Regions from separate parts of the Homo sapiens genome. Here regions 1, 2 and 3 are each linked to region 4. Evidence: chromatin contacts called from ENCODE Hi-C or POLR2A ChIA-PET data. All regions are on one chromosome and are shown on one strand. Each heading gives the region's core, a stretch centred on a gene start or an enhancer-like site at or near the end of the contact. The rest is flanking DNA. Distances are from core to core; before and after follow the strand shown. Region 1 overlaps LPP (LIM domain containing preferred translocation partner in lipoma). Region 2 overlaps LPP (LIM domain containing preferred translocation partner in lipoma). Region 3 overlaps LPP (LIM domain containing preferred translocation partner in lipoma). Region 4 has its middle 76 kb from the start of LINC01991.

Region 1 (2,700 bases), core at 117-2,616, 240 kb before region 4:
AATGTGCACTATCTGATACCTGGATACATCCCTGCCTCTGCTTTTGCTCACACTCTTCAGTCAGCCTAGAACTACCTTCCCAAACCCTTACCTCTTCCTACCCTAACCTCCAGCCTTCTCAGACGGGGCCAACCTCTGGGATTCCTCCATCCCCCGAATCCTCACTTATCTTTTTCAAGCATTTTTGTCTTTATCACTCTGGAGTTACACAGACATTTTTAAGTCAAATCTCTATAAGACTCCAAGCTCCTGAATTGTCAAGGGCCAAGTCTCATTTATCTCCAAATCCTCCTTCTCATCCTTCCCCCAGTGGACCAAGTTAAACATTTAGTGGGAACTTATTATGTGCCGGCATGAAACGAAGAGCATTATATTCACGATCTTGCTTAACCTTTCCTAGGAAATAGGTACAGTCATCAGTCTCTAGATGGAACAGGGTCTGTGCTCAAAGGAATTCATCATTCCAGGCACACCTTGCTGCCTCTGGTGTAGGGAAACTTAAAGACTTGAGGCAGACTGGCAGATGTGGTGAAAGTGAGGCTCAGGAAGGCTATGTGCATTTCAAAACTGACTGTTCTATCTTCACTGCCTTAACCTTCACCTACACTGCCCCTGGGTTTAAGAAAAAAATAATTCTCACTTAAAAACAAAATAAAGGCTGGGCACGGGGCTCATATCTATAATCCAAGCGCTTTGGGAGGCTGAGGCTCACTTCAGCTCAGGAGTTCAACACCAAGCTGGGCGACATAGCAAGACCCCATCTCTACAGAAATTTTGTAGGTGGGCACAGTGGTGCATGCCTGTTGTTCCAGGTTACTCGGGAGGCTGAGGCGGGAGGATTGCTTGAGCCCAAGAGGCTGAGGCTGCAGTGAGCTGTGATCACACCACTGCACTCCAGCCTGGGCTACAGAGTGAGACCCTGTCTCTAAAAAATAAAATAACAAAAAAACAAAAATGGGAAGATGAGGAAAATAAAAGTCCAAATGGTCACTGCTCAACGAAGGGCCTAATTGCTCAATGTGAACAAAACTCTTCATCCCCAATCTTTGCTCTGAAAACAGAGGTCTGGATGACTGTGGTTTTGTCACTAGATGAATAGCGAGCCCTGAGGATTGTTAGAATTACAAGGCCCAGACCAGATCCACTCAAATATAGCTGGAAGCTTTCTAGTAACTCTAACCGTGCATGGGGAATGAGCTGCTCAGAGAAGTGAGTCACTTACTGGAATCTGTGCTGCCTGCATTACTCAGCTGATATTAATACACCCACTTGTTCATTAAAGTTTAATTGGAGTTCATGTGAATTGGTTTCACCGGATACTTAATCAAAGAGAACTGTTTGTGTACGAACCGTTCAAATACAAAGCTAGCAACACAGCTCTCCTTCAGCCTCTACACACGTCCACCGGCTGCTCTTTTAATTCTGTTGACACAATAAGTGAGTCAGAGAAGGTGGGACAATGACCCTGATGGAGGATGGGAAAAGCTGTCTATACTCAAACACAAAACAAGAGTAAATGAAAAAATCCTTTGTGAGAAGCCAGCCACAGTTCTCTAAACCCATCAGCTACAGTCAGACACTGGCCAGGACTCGAACGGCACCTCCTAAGCGGGAGCTTGTTCCTTCTAGTTTCTTTCTGGGGCTCATTATCAAAGCTGCAGGTCTCCTCTATTCCCTGGGCACCTGTTTTCTAGCTGTACATCTTTATTTTTAAAATGGGTGGATAAGAAAATTAACTATCATTCAACATAATCACACATTTCTCTTGTGCTGACAAGCAAACCATGAACACAATCCCTAATGCCTATTTATACAATCAGGACTGTCAGTACCCTGTTATTTCTTATCAGATATCTCATTAATCAACATTTGAGAAAGTATAAATTTTTAAAGCTTCTGAGAAAAAAACGTGCATGAAGTTAGGTGGAAATATACTTGCTTCGGTTTGGTGGCTCTAGTTGTGTTACCACTTTTTCCTTAAGTGTGTTCACCATTGTTAAGCATGCATGACTTATTTACCAAAAACAAATCAATATGAGTTTAAAACTTGGCACTATGCACTATTTTGAATCCCTGAAGCAATCCTCAGAGAATAGATTAAAGGGAAATCCACTTTTTAAAACAGGTTTATTGAGATATAATTTACATACAATTCACCCATTTAAAGTTTACGGTTCTGTTTTTAGTATTTCACAGTGTTGTGCAATCATCACCACCATATAAAGAGCATTTTCAGCATCCCAAAAAGAAACTCACAGTTATTAGCAATCACTACCTATCCTCTACCCCAACCCTGCCGGCAACCACTACTTTCTATCGCTACAGACTCTATAGATTTGCCTATTGTGGGCTTTTCACATAAATGGAATCATATAATATGTGGTCTTTCATAACTGGCTTTTTTTTTTTTTTTTTTTTTTTTTTTGACAGAGTTTGGCTCTGTCACCCAGGCTGGAGGGCAGATCTCGGCTCACTGCAACCTCCACCTCCCGGGTTCAAGCCATTCTCCTGCCTCACCATCCTGAGTAGCTGGGATTACAGGCACACACTACTACGCCCAACTGATTTTTGTATTTTTAGTAGAGACGGGGGTTTCACCATGTTGTCCAGACTGGTCTCGAACTCCTGACCTCAAGTGATTCACCCACCTCGGTCTCCCAAAGTGCTGAGATTACAAGCATGAGCCATGGTGCCCGGCCT
Region 2 (2,776 bases), core at 214-2,713, 170 kb before region 4:
TTTGAAGTTCCAGACTTTGATATTGGACTTGTGTAAAGGATTTTCTCAAAGCTCAGGTTTCTCTGTCTGCAAAACAGGGTTAATATCATCTACCCAACAAGGTGTATGCAACCATTTCCTGGGATCCCATATCTAGCACGTATGGCACAAAGCCTGCACACAATATGCACTAATTCACGTTCACCCCTTCCAAGGCTTTTATAATTTCTCAAAGCCTATAGTTCTGTGATTCTAATTTATGTGGACTAAAACCACGTCTTGTAAGCCAAGCATATTCCCTAAGTTTGTTAGATACTGTATGTCTCCTGACTGTAAACTCATTTATTTTATCATTTGAAAAAAAATTCATAAAAATTTATATATCTAAGTACTTTGCTTTAAAAGCAAACTTTTTGGAAATGCTATTTTTAAATGGCCTCCAAATCCACATTTTGAAACACACACACTAATAAAATCCCAGTTTCATATCCAAGACCTTATTTAAACTTTCCATCAACCATAAGAAAAATTTCCCAATTGAACACTGAAGAAACTGAGGAACGGAGAAGTTAGACACTCATCCAATATCTCTAGGCTAGTAAGTGGTAAAGCCAGGATTTGAACACAGGCGTTCAAAATCAAGTTTCATGACACAGGCTTTATTAATTTATAATTACAACTATAATATGGACAGTTCTTCCTCTAGAGGTGGAAATATACCTTTAAAACTCCTGCTATTTTCATATTTCATGGAGCTTTGGGATAAAAACAAAGCCTACATTTCAAACTATTTTTTTAAAAGTTCACATTAACAGCAAGTAAATCTTTCCTGAATTCTACCTTGCTATTATATTCTTAAGTGAAATAAAAAGCTCAGAACCCTGGCACTAAGCAGACATCTACTGGTATGTGGGAAACAAACCTGAAAAGGGTTAACAATTAACTAGCTGATATCAGACCAATTCAAAAACAATTCGAATGGCCGGGCTCATGATCAAACAAATCATGGGAACCCCAGTATGGGCTATGGAAACCACTCTGGCACAACTGTTAGTTAACAGAATGTCACATGTTCTGCATTCAGGGGCGCACCAAAGAGAGGTTTGCTAACACCTTCTGTCTTGGATAACACAGTGTGTGGACCTAGCAGGTGTAGGTGCTGAGTTGGACATGCCTAGGGGTGTCGAAGAGCCTCAATGGGGGACACACTGGAACACAAAAGACAGAATGAAAAGTGTAGAAAAGCACGAGTACATGCAACGTCCTTTTGAGGGTCTAAAAGTTCTCTGCAGATGATGTGACTTCTAAACGATGCCTGAACACCCAAGAGGATTTCCACGGATGAGGAGGAGAAAAATAGGCTCAGGGAACACAATGTGCAAAGGCCTTGAGAAGGATGAGTTCAGGGTGTTCTCAGAGAAAGTGACTAATCTGGTGAGGCCAGTGACAGAGGATGCAGAGGAATGTGGTGGGACACACGCCTGGAAAGGGATGTGGCAGCCAGAGCCTGGAAGACCTTGTATCTCATGTTCTAAAGCACTTGGATCTTAAGCCATAGGTGTTGCGTTTCGGGAAGTGACACAATAGAAAGTTAAATGGTAGCCCTATCCCTTTAAGAAATGAATCCCTTTCCATGGTCAGTTTCCAAGCATAGCAAGGGTAGGGGAGCTACCTATGAAGGGATCTTCTCCCTGTGGCCCCACTCACAGAGAAGTCGGGGGGCAGGTGGCTTTCAGAGTTGCTCTTAACCCATACCTTCAGTGACCCTTTCCTCTAGGTCTGAAACTCTCACCAACATAACAGACCCACTGGAAGGCCCAGGAAAGAAACAAAGTTTCACGTTCCAAGCAGGACTACCACTCTGCCTTCAGTGAACTGCCAGTCCCACCCAACTCCTTGAATCAGAAGAAGCTGGTCTGGAGACAGGCTCCATCCAGCCTTTCTGCTGTCTCTTAAGCAGGAGCCAGAGGCCTACCCAGCTTGTACTCTATGTGCCTGAAGCTCAACATCACAGAGCTCACAGAGTTCTCAGCCAGGCCTGAAACCTCGTGACATGAGATTAGTAATGAGCCTGTGCTGATGTCACCACTTAGGTTGTATGGAATCCTCCTTTCCCTTAAAGGAAACTTTGTAGCAGTATCCATATGTCAAGGCCTTCAAAGATGCAATGCCCTCCCTGCCCTTGAAGAGCTCCCAGTCTAGAAGGAGAGATAAGACATCAAGTAAGGGAGGACAAGTGCCACAGAAGAAGCACAGGTAACAATGCAAATTTTCATACCACACGGTGACATGACATGAGGTGATGTCATAAAAAAAAGTCATGACAACAAAGGAAAGGAAAATTGTTGACGATTCCAGATTTACGTGACCTCACCGGGAGAATCAGACCATTTTTATACTACTCCTGTCAACATGGTGGGTTTCAGGGGGAGCACCTATTGTATCACACCCATCTGGCAGATGGGAAAACTCAGGCTCAAGCAAGTTAACTGACAGTGAGGAAGTATCACAGCCGGGATTCAAATCCATATCCCATGCTCATATGCAGCATACATTTGTACTCTATTGCCTCACAGCTAACTGTGGTTGAGTTAGCAGAACAGAGAACACAGAGATCACTTCTAATGGATGGGAGAGCAGGTGGTGATCAAGGATTATTCCCTTCCCAAGATGGCGTCTGTGCAGAAGTTTACAGGAGGATTGGGAGTTCTATGAATGAAGATTGGAGAGGTTATCTCAGGCTAAAGGAAAGGCATGTGCTAAGGCATGAAGGTGAGAAAGTGCAAGATATATCTGG
Region 3 (2,701 bases), core at 157-2,656, 210 kb before region 4:
AAGGTCAGAACCTTCTCTGAAGAATAGCAGAGTGTCACGTGCAGGTAGGTGCAGAATAAATATAAGTGGAGGAGGGAGAGATGGCCCGTGCTCTACCTTCCTTTTGCAATGCAAACTCAGCAAAAAAAAAAAAAAAAAAAAAAATCCTTAAAAATAGTTGGAATTCCATCGATTCCTCTCATAAGTGTTCCTAAGGCAGAGGCTATAGTCCCAGAGCCACAGCAATGGTGGCAGGACTACCACTCAGCTGAGTGTAAGAACGAAGTGCTGGCCCTGGGTTGCCAGACACGCAAGCCCGGGTTTAGGGATGGAGGTCTGGGGGGTCCTGGGGCTGACATCCCCCTTGAGAAGAATCATCTAAAGTGAGCATGCTAAAAGGGTTTCATCAAAGCCCATGTCAAGAAACCAGCAAAGGTCAAATCTCTTACTGGACACATCTTCCTGATCTATAGAGGATCTTTCTCAAGCTTGAAAGATATACAAAGAGGCAGAAAGCTGAAAGAATGCTGAGCACAGGTCATCAGGGCTGTAGGGAGCCTTAAAGCAACTCCAGTACAATGGCTTACTAAGTGGGTCCACAGAGGCACAGAGCTCTTCTGGGGAGATAACTCGGCCCTGGCTAGAAGCCTATGAGATCTTCCACCTTTTAACAACAGCACCACCATTTAACTGCACTTTGATTATTTTACATATTGAGATTTGACATCCCATTTTGTGAGGGATTTATAAAGAGTTTCCATGAAGAAGAAACATCTGAAAACACCGACATCCAAAGAACTTACTATTGTAGGTTTCACAGCCAGTTATTACCTGAACTAACAGAGATTCCTCAGAAAAAGTCCTGGGAATGAGGGGCTAGTAAGAAACAACCAAAAGAGGACAAGAAAGCTCCAGAGAGCATGCACAGCAGTGAGCGAGGTCAGCTGAGCCTCTCAAAAGCCTGGAGATCCCTAGAAGGACTTGAGAGGCAAGAAGTCAATGATCATGGGAGCTAGAGGGAACAGAATGTTCCAGGAACTGACCCCTTCACGTCTCTCCACCACACTCCCTCTGGGTTCTCACACCCAGGTACGCTGCTGCTCAGGAAAGATCTTCCTGCTTGGAGGAGGGACTTGGAAGCAGAAAAGCAAAGCAGGAAAGAGGAGAGCACATGCTTTTTCTCTTCTTCTGACTCTTCTGAGGTTACTGGTCAAAATCCTTCATGAGTAACAATGGACTTCACCTTCCCATTCCTCTATCTTTCTATCTGCCAGATAGGCACAAGTAGATCCATACCAGCTCTAGACGGGTTTGGTGAAAGGGCCGGGAGGATTCTGTAATCTGCTCAGTAACGGCAATAGAAAGTGCTAAATAAGTGCGTCAAGAAATATTTCTGGAAGAGCTATGCAACTGGAATGCTTGGAGAGCCACCCGCATGGCAATAACTCGATCTGTCCTCATTTTTTAGAACAGACATAAACCCGGGTTTAAAAAAGGACTCATGGCTCCAAAGCAGCCAAATAAATAAATAAACACAAAGAAATCTCTCAGTGACTTATGGAAGCCATTAATGAGAAAGTTATGTACATAATAAGAACTTGATTTCCTTTCTCTCTCTCTCTCTCTCTCTGTCTTCCCCGTCTCTCCTCTCCTCCCCTCCCCTCCCCTCTCCTCTTCTCTTCTGTCTCTCTCGCGCTCTCTCTCTCTCCTTTCACATCTTCTCCCCAGCCACTTTTGGTAGTGAGCAGTTTGCTGTGTATCCAAGGGAAGCGACAGTCTCCTGCGCTGTGCGGCCAATCCATCTAAAAAACGTATCATCTGTCTGTGCGGCAGAAAGCCCAGTTGGAATAAGCAAGTTCTGTGCGTTCAACTAGAAAACACTTCTTGTTCTCGCTGTCAAAATAATTCTGTATTAAACTTCTGGGATATGTGACTAATGTGCTTGGAACCTTTGGAGTGACTGGTTTATTTATTTTAGGGAGGGGAGTGCTGCTGCTGCTGCTGGTGAGGGTGGTGATATAGAAAGAGGAGGAGGAAGAGAAAGGGAGGGGAAAAAAGGATGGGAAGAACACACACATGGTCTGCTCAGAGATCTCACATCACCTTCTAGAAGCCTGCATTGCCGCACTTTGTTACAGAAGCATGAGAAGGAGCAGAACCAGGCAGCAACAGAGAAGTAAAGACATATAAAGACAGGCAATGCACACTCCCCAGAGTTAAGGTTGCCTAAGAGTTCCTAAAAAGACTCTGAAATGTATAAAGTAAAAGCAAAACACATACACACACACACACACACACACACACACACACACCAGAGTAATCCTATCACAGCCCTTTTACAAAGCCCATGACAGCTCCTTACTGATTACCAAAAAAAAAAGAAGCCTCCAACATTACAGGAAGGCATAGGAAACTTCTCTGATTGGATACAGATATCTCACCTCCAGACTCAGCCTCCCACTCCCAATCTCTCTAGATATTTTCATGTCTCTGCTATTCCCTCTGTCTTAAAGACTCAGCTCTTTCTTTCTTATTTGTTAAAGTCCTAGCCATCTAGCAAAGCCTAAAACAATATCCTTCCCCCAATCCCCACAGCAAAGCCCTCCCCAATGGCACAAACAGAACACCTTGCCTTCTCACAGCGTTCCTAACTCTAGCATTGATCACTCTGTAGCTTGTCTCCAAGTATTGTTAACTGTTGGAAAACTTATTTACCTATACC
Region 4 (2,700 bases), core at 108-2,607:
GGGGGCTCAGTTGTTTCAACTGTCATATGTTGAGACAGCATTAATCAGTGGGCTTCAAACTTTTAAAGCCACCAGATTTTTCCCCCCAGAATGCTGTGGGAACCTAGCATGAATAAATAGTAAAAGTGGGACTCACAGCTTCTCCATTTAGCCACTGTATGTCTGTAGGGCCTCTGTGGACTCTAGTATGGCAACATTCGGATACATACCTTTTAGCCCCCAACACTGGGATTCTAAAGATGAGTAATGGCTTAGTGATAGATGTTAACCTCCTGAGGGGTTGCAGTGAGCCTGGAATTCTGGATACAGAACTGGTCAGACAGGGAAAAGGGCTGTAACAGTGTGACAAACAGTAGAATTAGAGTGGAGGGTAGCAAGATAAAGTTTTACATTTCATGGGTTAACAGCACTTTATAGTTTACAAGTATTTGCACTATAGTTGTCTCTTTTGAACTTACGCAACACTGTGTGCTCAGGCATTTGTGCAGCAATCTTTTGTGAAGCTGGATTATGTGCCTGGTACTGTGGGTTGAGCTCATGGACATAAAGAAAGAGGAGAGCATGTGAGCCTGGAGGAGCTCATCATCTTATAGAGGAAACAGGCAGGTAAAGAAATCATTGCAATTGCAAAACAGAAAAGCTGTAAGAGAGGTGCAAACAAATGTTGAGCAGCGAAGTGAAAGCAATGATTCCTTTTTCCTGGGGAGGGGAGGAAGGCATACCTACCGTGGGGCCTGCAGGATGAGTGACCTAGGCAGATAAATACCTAGGTAGAGAAAAACACGTGCACGAAGCAGTGGAGGCCTGTGTGAGCAAGGTGCGTTTGGGGGAAACAGGAAGAGCTAGGGGAAATCTGGCCTTCAAGGTATGGAAAGGCAGTTAAACAGTGAAGTTAACCTGCAGCTTAACTGGGAAGGACTTTGAATACAATGCAAAGAATTTGGACCCCATGGCCATTAGAGCCCCATCTTCCAGATGAGGAAAAGGGCCTTCCCTTCGCACAGGGACAGCCGAAACTGTGACTCCCACGTTCCTTTTGCTACCCTGTGCTGCCTCCAGCAGGCCTGAACCGAGGCAGGCCCTGCGTGGGAGAGGCCTCTGGGCTGTTTATCCTGCGCCAGTGGGGCTAGCTCTGGCAGGGAGTGGAAGTAGGTGAGGTGGGGGCTGTGGAGGAGAGGAGGAGCCTGACAACAAGGGCTACATTCAAGGCCTGCACTGGAGCTGACGAGGAGAATGGAAAGCTACAGTCTGTTGGAGCCATCCAGCCTTGGCAAAGCGGTCGGGGCCTTATAAGGAAATGTTGTTCTCTCCCAGCCGGTGGGGCTGGGATGGAGCCCTGTGCCCACAGGACAGAGCTGCCCTTGTGGTGGTAGGCTGGGGGTGCCACCCGCCCCTCTGCTGTGAGCAGGAGCTGTCAATGGGCCACTTCTGCAGGCTCAGCATTCCCTCTCAGCCCCAGTGTGCGTGTAGCCCCCACCCCTCCACCCCCTCCCACTCCCCATTGCCTTGGGCTGATTGGAGGAAAGGAAAAAAACAAAACAAAACAAAGACTTGGCAAAGTCCCAGGCCTCATTGCTGTTTGATGCCGAATTATTCGGAAAATAGGCTCAGGTCAAATTCTCTCTTTTTCCTGAAGAATGCATGAATAAGGGGATTGCTCTTTGTCCTCCTTCCCTGCCTGGCGCCCGCATCTCTTTTCCTTGTGATCACGAAACTCCCAGCACCCCACACGGCCCAGTGCAGAAAGCAAGAAGCTGAGATGAGTGGGCGGGGGAAGCCTTGTGCTGGTGCCTTTTCCACCTCCCAAGGGTAGAGCAGCAGCCACCGGAATACTCATAGGAGAAGGGTGACTCTCGGACTCCTTACCTGTGCCGGGCAGACCAGAGGGCCAGGGAGAGAGAGATGGGCACAGGGTAAAAACACAGCCTGCCCAGAAAGCAACAGAAAGTGCTCCTTGGGGTGGGCGCGGTGGCTCACGCCTGTAATCCCAGCACTTTGGGAGTCCAAGGAGGGTGGATCACGAGGTCAGGAGTTGGAGACCAGTCTGACCAACATGGTGAAACCCCGTCTCTACTAAAAATACAAAAATTAGTTGGGCGTAGTAGTGTGTGCCTGTAATCCCAGCTACTCAGGAGGCTGAGGCAGGAGAATTGCTTGAACTCGGGAGGCAGAGGTTGCAGTGAGCCCAGATCGCGCCACTGCACTCCAGCCTGGGTGACAGAGCAACAATCTGTCTAAAAAAAAAAAAAAAAAGTGCTCCTTGGGAAAGGACAGTAAGCATTAGTCAGCTCCTGGAAGGAGGGCTTTTCTACAGGGAGTGAGGAGAGATGATTTAAAGCACTGATCCCTAGCAGATCTTTCTGAACTCAAGATTGGGGATAGGAGCAGAAAAGATGCTTAGTGTGGCCTTTTGCTTTGGCTATTCATAGACCCCGTGCATGAAACCCTGGAGCTACAAGGAAGCAGGTTGGCCAGTGCAGCTCCTCACCTAAAGCTGAAATATTTTTACAGCAAGCTTGGCAGACCTTCAGCTAACCAGTGCTCCTCTAGTCATCATGGACTTAGTTCCTCAAGTTAGTCTGTCCCAAACATACAGCTCAACCCAACAAGGAGAAGTAAGTCATGGAAAGCAAGAGGAAACTTCCGTTTCCAAGGAGTTTACCATCCAGAGCAAAGCTACAAGGAGCACACAATAATCCA

The links. A loop is a pair of places that touch in the nucleus more often than their neighbours do. ChIA-PET counts read pairs that join two places held with the same protein, here RNA polymerase II (POLR2A). Pooled maps may share reads with other maps.
Region 1: a loop to region 4 is called in a pooled map, with 2.9 times the contacts of the local background. The contact joins two enhancer-like sites. A Hi-C loop is called at or near these places in 2 of 168 maps with a recorded cell type or tissue (PC-9 and right lobe of liver) and 11 of 50 pooled maps. POLR2A ChIA-PET finds 5 or more read pairs at or near these places in 4 of 52 experiments (GM12878, HEK293T, HepG2 and 1 more).
Region 2: a loop to region 4 is called in a map of transverse colon, with 4 times the contacts of the local background. The contact joins two enhancer-like sites. A Hi-C loop is called at or near these places in 10 of 168 maps with a recorded cell type or tissue (Caco-2, aorta, ascending aorta and 6 more) and 10 of 50 pooled maps. POLR2A ChIA-PET finds 5 or more read pairs at or near these places in 1 of 52 experiments (common myeloid progenitor, CD34-positive).
Region 3: a map of dorsolateral prefrontal cortex shows a loop between it and region 4 (6-fold over the local background). The contact joins two enhancer-like sites. A Hi-C loop is called at or near these places in 21 of 168 maps with a recorded cell type or tissue (Caco-2, PC-3, aorta and 15 more) and 27 of 50 pooled maps. POLR2A ChIA-PET finds 5 or more read pairs at or near these places in 3 of 52 experiments (BJ, Panc1 and activated T-cell).

What each region holds. Positions count from the first base shown.
Region 1 is chr3:188,293,782-188,296,481 of GRCh38, reverse strand. The region is part of intron 2 of LPP (LIM domain containing preferred translocation partner in lipoma); the gene reads right to left. Among named protein-coding and RNA genes, the nearest start is that of FLJ42393, 120 kb to the right of the region's middle. Within about 2 kb of position 1,366, at least 18 of the 41 ENCODE cell types and tissues checked have a DNase peak (open chromatin) inside an H3K27ac peak, as active enhancers do.
Region 2 is chr3:188,219,783-188,222,558 of GRCh38, reverse strand. The region is part of intron 1 of LPP (LIM domain containing preferred translocation partner in lipoma); the gene reads right to left. Among named protein-coding and RNA genes, the nearest start is that of FLJ42393, 43 kb to the right of the region's middle. Within about 2 kb of position 1,463, at least 13 of the 41 ENCODE cell types and tissues checked have a DNase peak (open chromatin) inside an H3K27ac peak, as active enhancers do; they include ascending aorta, heart left ventricle, sigmoid colon and 1 more, where a contact is called at or near this core.
Region 3 is chr3:188,265,461-188,268,161 of GRCh38, reverse strand. The region is part of intron 2 of LPP (LIM domain containing preferred translocation partner in lipoma); the gene reads right to left. Among named protein-coding and RNA genes, the nearest start is that of FLJ42393, 88 kb to the right of the region's middle. Within about 2 kb of position 1,406, at least 21 of the 41 ENCODE cell types and tissues checked have a DNase peak (open chromatin) inside an H3K27ac peak, as active enhancers do; they include ascending aorta, dorsolateral prefrontal cortex, heart right ventricle and 5 more, where a contact is called at or near this core.
Region 4 is chr3:188,050,953-188,053,652 of GRCh38, reverse strand. No RefSeq gene overlaps it. Among named protein-coding and RNA genes, the nearest start is that of LINC01991, 76 kb to the right of the region's middle. RefSeq lists an enhancer at 486-1,458. Within about 2 kb of position 1,357, at least 21 of the 41 ENCODE cell types and tissues checked have a DNase peak (open chromatin) inside an H3K27ac peak, as active enhancers do; they include ascending aorta, dorsolateral prefrontal cortex, heart left ventricle and 6 more, where a contact is called at or near this core.